Linked DNA regions of Homo sapiens: region 1 is linked to region 2. A link is an interaction called in ENCODE POLR2A ChIA-PET data of the cell type or tissue named here. Cell type or tissue: PC-9. All regions are shown on one strand. Each heading gives the region's core, and the rest is flanking DNA. Links, peaks and the distances in the headings are about the cores only.

Region 1 (2,916 bases), core at 95-2,594, 54 kb after region 2:
CAAAAAATATCCAGGCGTGGTGGCACACACCTGTAGTCCCAGCTACTCAGGAGGCTGAGGCAAGAGAATTGCTTGAACCCAGAAGGCGGAGGTTGCAGTGAGCCAAGATTGCGCCGCTGCACTCCAGCCTGGCAACAGAGCGAGACTCCGTTGAAAAGAAAAGAGGAACAGAGAGGAATGAGATGCCGGGGTTTGATGGCAGCAGAGGCTGTCAGCCAGTCCATGCTGGTGGACTCACCCCCTTCCTGCACTGGCAGGGTTAGGGCTCTGGAAATAAGGCCTGGCTCCTGGCAGGGCTGTGCTGAGGCCTCCTTCCCATGGTGGGTCCCAGTAGGATGGCCTGGGTCCCCTGGGGACAGCAGGCCCAGTGTACAGCCACCTCTCTTCCTGTCCACACTACCAGGGTTCCCAGCCTAGCTGGCTCCAGGCCACCGCCTCTCCTGCCCTTGGAAGGCTTGGGATGAGCATCTGGGCTGTGCGGGAGTGAATGTGCTGAGCATGCCAATGCCAGGCGGCTGGAGCCAGCCAGCTCATGGAAATGCCTCTCACCTTGGGGCCTTTTCTCCCCTTCCAATCATCATTAGCCTCTCGAAATCTTTCTGTGTCTCAACATTGCAAAGCGTTTTGGGGCTCTGGGGATTCTGGGTGATTTCACTCCAGCCTTCAAATAAAAGGCAGCTAGGAGGCCACCTGCCTGTGCTCAAAACCTGTGGCTCCCACGTTTGAGGGTCCAGGGGGCATCATTCATGTGGTAAAAACTGGGGAGATCTAAGGGTGCTTTCTGATATTTCTGCACCAATAAATGCACCAGCCCAGTGGCCTAGAATTAATCCATGTTCCCAGCTAGAATCACTCCCTTACCCTTTGCCAAGCACAGATAAATAGTTCTCAGCACCCACGTAATGAAATGTTTGCATTCTTAAAGACAGGAAAAGGAGGAAGAAATACTTTCACTTTGGGGGACACCTACCTCTAAAGGGGCTAAAACTTTCACCCCCCTTAGTCAGAGGCTCCACACCTGACCTGAAGGGTTAGCTACTTAAAGAATAGATCTGGTTTCTAGGGAAAAAACTGTGGGACTGTGGCTGGCTCTGTTGAATCTAAAAATGCCCCAAAATAAGTGCAATTGCTTTCCGTCCAGTATGGCATCAAACTCCCTTTAGTTACATTTCGCTGAAGCAGCATTTGAAATCAGGAAAGTGGTTTAATTTGCTGTTGACAAAAGGGTAAGGGGAGTTTTCTCGCTGAAACTTTGCACAGAGGCCCAGAATAAATGAATGCCGTTTAAATTTTACATGTATTTAGGATTCACAGTCAGTAGTAGTACTTTTCCTCTTCTTGGAAGTCTTATTTAGATGGCTGCTGTAGAATTCTTCATTCTTCATGTATGACTCAAGCCCTCGTCATATTTATAATAGAGTCTGTCTGCCTCAAGGATAGGGACCATCAGTCTTGTCCTTGAGTTCCCCACCACCACCCAGGGCCTGGCACCTGACGGTTGTACGGTAAATATTTGCTCAATGAGTGCACAGAAGAATCAAGGGTCTGAGTTCCTAATACCAAAATAGCCATGAAGCCGGAAGGCATCTGATGCAGCAAGCCTCAGGAACTGCCAGGATTCTACCCTTGAGGCAGAACTGGCTAAGCTCCTCTTTTTGTTATTGTTGAATCAAGATATTTAATAATTTAAAAAGCCAGCCCTTTCACGGTTGAGGCTCAGTCGAGCACACAGCCTGCTCCGACCGGGCAGACCCCGCTCCTGGCTAGGCCACTCCAGGTATGTCCTGGCTGTGATCTCCCCCTCCACTGCCATGTACCCTCCCCAGGGATCCTCCACAACCCTCAGGCCCAGCCTCACTGCCAAGTCACCTCCTTCCCTGAATCTTCAAACCTAAGTGCCCAGAAGCTAATTGCCACCAAACTGTTCATAAATCCAGAGAGGGCTCACTCCTCTCTTCTCACCTTCAATTCTATCTTATTTGTTTTTCTTCTTTTCTGCTACTTTTCTTTTTTTCTCCTTCTCCCCTCCTCTATCCTTTTCTCTCTCTTTTTTTTGTGCCATCCCAGTCTTCTGTCCTCTCTCCAGCATCTTGTCTGAGCTTCCCCAGGTAATGCTGGTGCCTAACTTGGACAGACCACCAGCATTATTTGTACAGAGGCAGTAAGAAGTACCCCACCTGAACTGGTACAGCATGGGCCAGGGGCTTGGACTGGGCTGATGCTGATTTAGGATAGGGGTGTCATGTCACCTTCCCAGGGCTGAGAAAGATAGCGTAAAGCCGCAGACAGCCCTCAGCCCAAACCTTCATTATCCTTACCCCCACATGAGTCATACATTCTACATATCCTGTTCCCTTGCTCATCATTTTCCTCCCCCTATCAGGAACTCCTTGAGGGCAGGAAATTTGTTTTACCTCTGTGTGTCCTCAGGCCTAGCACAGCGCTGCCACATAATAGGAACAGAATCAATGTTTGTACAGACAGCCACAATACAGCTATGGAGTACTGATGGTGCACCAGGCTCCAGGCCCTGGAGACAGAGAAGTGACCAAGACAGATTTCCCTGGGCTCAGGGAGCATCTAGGAGAGAGAAGGAAACGTAAATGCAGGGAGCAGGGCACATGAAGGGAGACCCAACCCAAGCGCCATTTATACTGGCTCTTAAAGGATGAATTAGTGTTAAGTGAAGGAGGTGGGGTAGAGTGGAGGGGTTGAGAGACAGCATTCTAGGCAGAGCGAATATTTGATGGGTTGATGGGTAAGCCTGGCACTGAAATCTGAATTCAATGGCACAACAGTACAGAGTAGTCTGACTGATACAGGGAAACAGATGCTGAATTAGAGGTGTCCTGATACTGTGCATAGAATATGGTGGCAGTGCGAGTGATCTCCTTATTGCCTCTGTTCTGGTGGCAT
Region 2 (2,916 bases), core at 299-2,798:
TGCTGGGATTACAGTTGTGAGGCACCGCGCCCAGGCCACCACCTTAAGTGCCAGTGGACACAAAATTAAGATCATATAATCAAAATTAAGAATAATTCTAAAATCCTTTCAAATATTTCCAAGAACAAAAATGTTTTTACAGAGATGGGGTCTCACTGCGTTACCCAGGCTAATAAAACATTTTTGTTCTCGGAAATATTTGAAAGCATTTTAGAATTATTCTTAATTTTGATTATATGATCTTAATTTTGTATTTATAGTATTTTTCAAGTCTTAAAGCATTTTTGCAGGTTCTTAAAAAACTTGTAGGTGTGTGGTGCCCACTGGCACTTGAGGGGAGGGAGAGAGCCGCTGAGAGTGGCTGGAGTTTTCTAGCTCAGGTATCTAGGAGGTTGCTGTTGCTAATTTACTGAGATTAAAGTCTTAAAAGAAAGAGGCACCCTGGGAGTAGGGAGGAGGTACAAAGAAAGAATTCAGTGTTAACTGTGTTAAGTGGGAAGCAGCTGCAGCGTGTTCTGTGGAGCTGCTGTAGCAAGTTGAGCCCAGGAGGGGCTGGGCTGGGGGTGTCGATTTGACAGCTCTCAGCACAGAAAGGGGAAAGGATCACATGAGAGAAGAGAGGCCTTAACTTTGGGTAATGCCAACATTGAAGGGGTGGGTGTAGGAAGAGAATCTAGTAAATGTGATTGTGATATCACAGCACAATGAGGATGAAGAGCCAGGAGAATCCAAGGCCGTGGAAATTCAGCTTTGAGAAAAGGATGGTTAATCGTGTCTAACGTCGGAAAGGAGTACGTGAAGGCTGTTAGCCTTGGAAGAGGCTCAAGTGACCCTCAAGAAAGCAATTTTCGTGGAGGCATGAAACTCGATGATCAGGAACTACAGAGGAAAGCCGTGGCGAGGAGCAGAAGACAATGAATGCAGATTGCTTTTCTGAGAACTTGATGGTTTGAGAGAGAGGTCAAGGGAAGTTTTGTGCAGTGAATAACATGATTTTTAGGCCAAGAGGATGGAGATTCCTTGGAAAGAAAGTGGGGATGCTGAGGTAGCTAGGGATGGAGAAAGGGTTGGTAGATGCTGGAAATCTCTGGGAGGCTGGAAAGCATCAAGTGGGTGGGGGAGCCGGTCAGTGCAGCCACGTGTGTGCCCTGCTGTAGATGCACAGTATCATTTCGAGAACACTTGCCGAGCCCTGTCACATACAAAGAACCATGATAGGTGGCCCTGTGGCATTCCCCACTTATATGAGGCTTGAGTGTATGCTGTCAAGGGCAGGGACACTTTTATTTTCTCCTTTATTTCTTCTTCTAAAAAAAATGGGATACATGCACAGAACGTGCAGGTTTGTTACATAGGTATACATGTGCCATGGTGGTTTGCTGCACCTATTGACCTGTCCTCTAAGTTCCCTCCCCTCACCCCCAACCCCCGATAGGCCCTGGTGTGTGTTGTTCCCCTCTCTGTGTCCATGCGTTCTCAATGTTCAATTCCTACTTATGAGTGAGAACATGCGGTGTTTGGTTTTTTGCTCCTGTGTTAGTTTGCTGAGGATAATGGCTTCCAGCTTCATCCAAGTCCCTGCAAAAGACATGATCTCATTCCTTTTTATAGCAGCATAGTATTCCATGGTGTATATGTACCACATTTTCACAGGCATTTGGGTTGGTTCCATGTCTTTGGTATTGTAAATAGTGCTGCAATAAACATACATGTGCATGTGTCTTTATAGAGGAATGATTTATATTCCTATAGGTATATACCCAGTAATGAGATTGCTGGATCAAATGGTATTTCTGGTTCTAGATCCTTTAGGAATCGCCACACTGTCTTCCACAATGGTTGAACTAATTTACATTCCCACCAACATCGTAAAAGCATTCCTATTTCTTTAGGGCAGGGACTTTTTGTTCAGTGCTTATTATTTGTGGATAGAGCAGTGCCTGGCACTGAGGATGTGTTTGTTGACAGACTGATGAACTTATTGCACCTGTCCTACAATGTTCTGAGGCAGGCTCGATCCTTTTTTCTTTTTTAGTGTCCTACTGTGGGATATATGATATATGGATGAGAATATAAGTCACACACATGTAAGTTTTGAAGCATAGTTATAAAAAAAAAAACACAGACCTGGCTTCCACACATGTGCGCCTACCTGGGTGTTCCTTCCCTTTTCTCAGAGCCCTGCCCTCTCAGGTCCTGTTTCTCTTGGAAATGTGGACAACTGAGTTTTTACTGGGACTCCTCCTGTGCCTCTCAGTGCCCCATTCTGGGGCACCAGGATGTTCTGTAGAAGCAGGGAAAGAATATATGACGATCCTTTAGGGGAAACAAAAGGGCTCATTCAATGAGTGGGTGAAAGATGAGACTCCCGGTTGATGGTGATAAGAGGATCTTGTTTCCTGAAAGTTCTCTGGGTGTGAATATACTTTCTTTGCTTGGTTCATGTCACTGGGGGATTGCCTTCTTGCCCAGTGAATAGGAGGACTCTTTGCTAAGAAGTCCAGCTCCTGCCATCCCAAACTATTTTTGGGAAGGTCAGAAGCTCAAGGATCAGGCCATATTTGCTGCAATTCTCTTAGATTCTAGGGGGGAAAAGTATTTTATTCAGTTGGAAGCACCTGACTTCAAGTTTTAGGCAATTTTACCTTTTCTCATTGAGATGTGGTGGGAGATTTAACTTTTTATTCACAGTCTTTTCAGAAACACTTAATTTTTTTTTTTCTGATCACAAATGTAATACAAAGTTTTACTAATGTAAAATATTACAGAAATACAGACCATAGAAAATGAAAGTTCTTCATCATCCACCTTTCTTAGCCCTCAGATAATCATGGACCATAATTTGATGCATATTCCTCCATATTCTTTTATACATATACTAATTATATGCATATATATATATATATAGAGAGAGAG

Evidence for each region. Peaks named below come from ENCODE experiments on the same cell type or tissue, not always from the same donor. Only the 100,000 strongest peaks of a DNase experiment are listed, where the experiment ranks them.
Region 1: POLR2A ChIA-PET joins it to region 2 with 6 read pairs; 2 of 35 experiments call an interaction of 5 or more read pairs at or near these places.

What each region holds. Positions count from the first base shown.
Region 1 is chr14:64,805,270-64,808,185 of GRCh38, reverse strand. All of the region lies in intron 2 of SPTB (spectrin beta, erythrocytic), which reads left to right. Among named protein-coding and RNA genes, the nearest start is that of MIR7855, 21 kb to the right of the region's middle. In PC-9, for the core only: no CTCF peak of the experiment used is centred there; DNase peaks (open chromatin) are centred at 1,495 and 2,355; H3K4me3 peaks cover 1,254 bases; H3K27ac peaks cover 1,929 bases.
Region 2 is chr14:64,859,712-64,862,627 of GRCh38, reverse strand. All of the region lies in intron 1 of SPTB (spectrin beta, erythrocytic), which reads left to right. Among named protein-coding and RNA genes, the nearest start is that of SPTB, 19 kb to the left of the region's middle. In PC-9, for the core only: no CTCF peak of the experiment used is centred there; no DNase peak of the experiment used is centred there.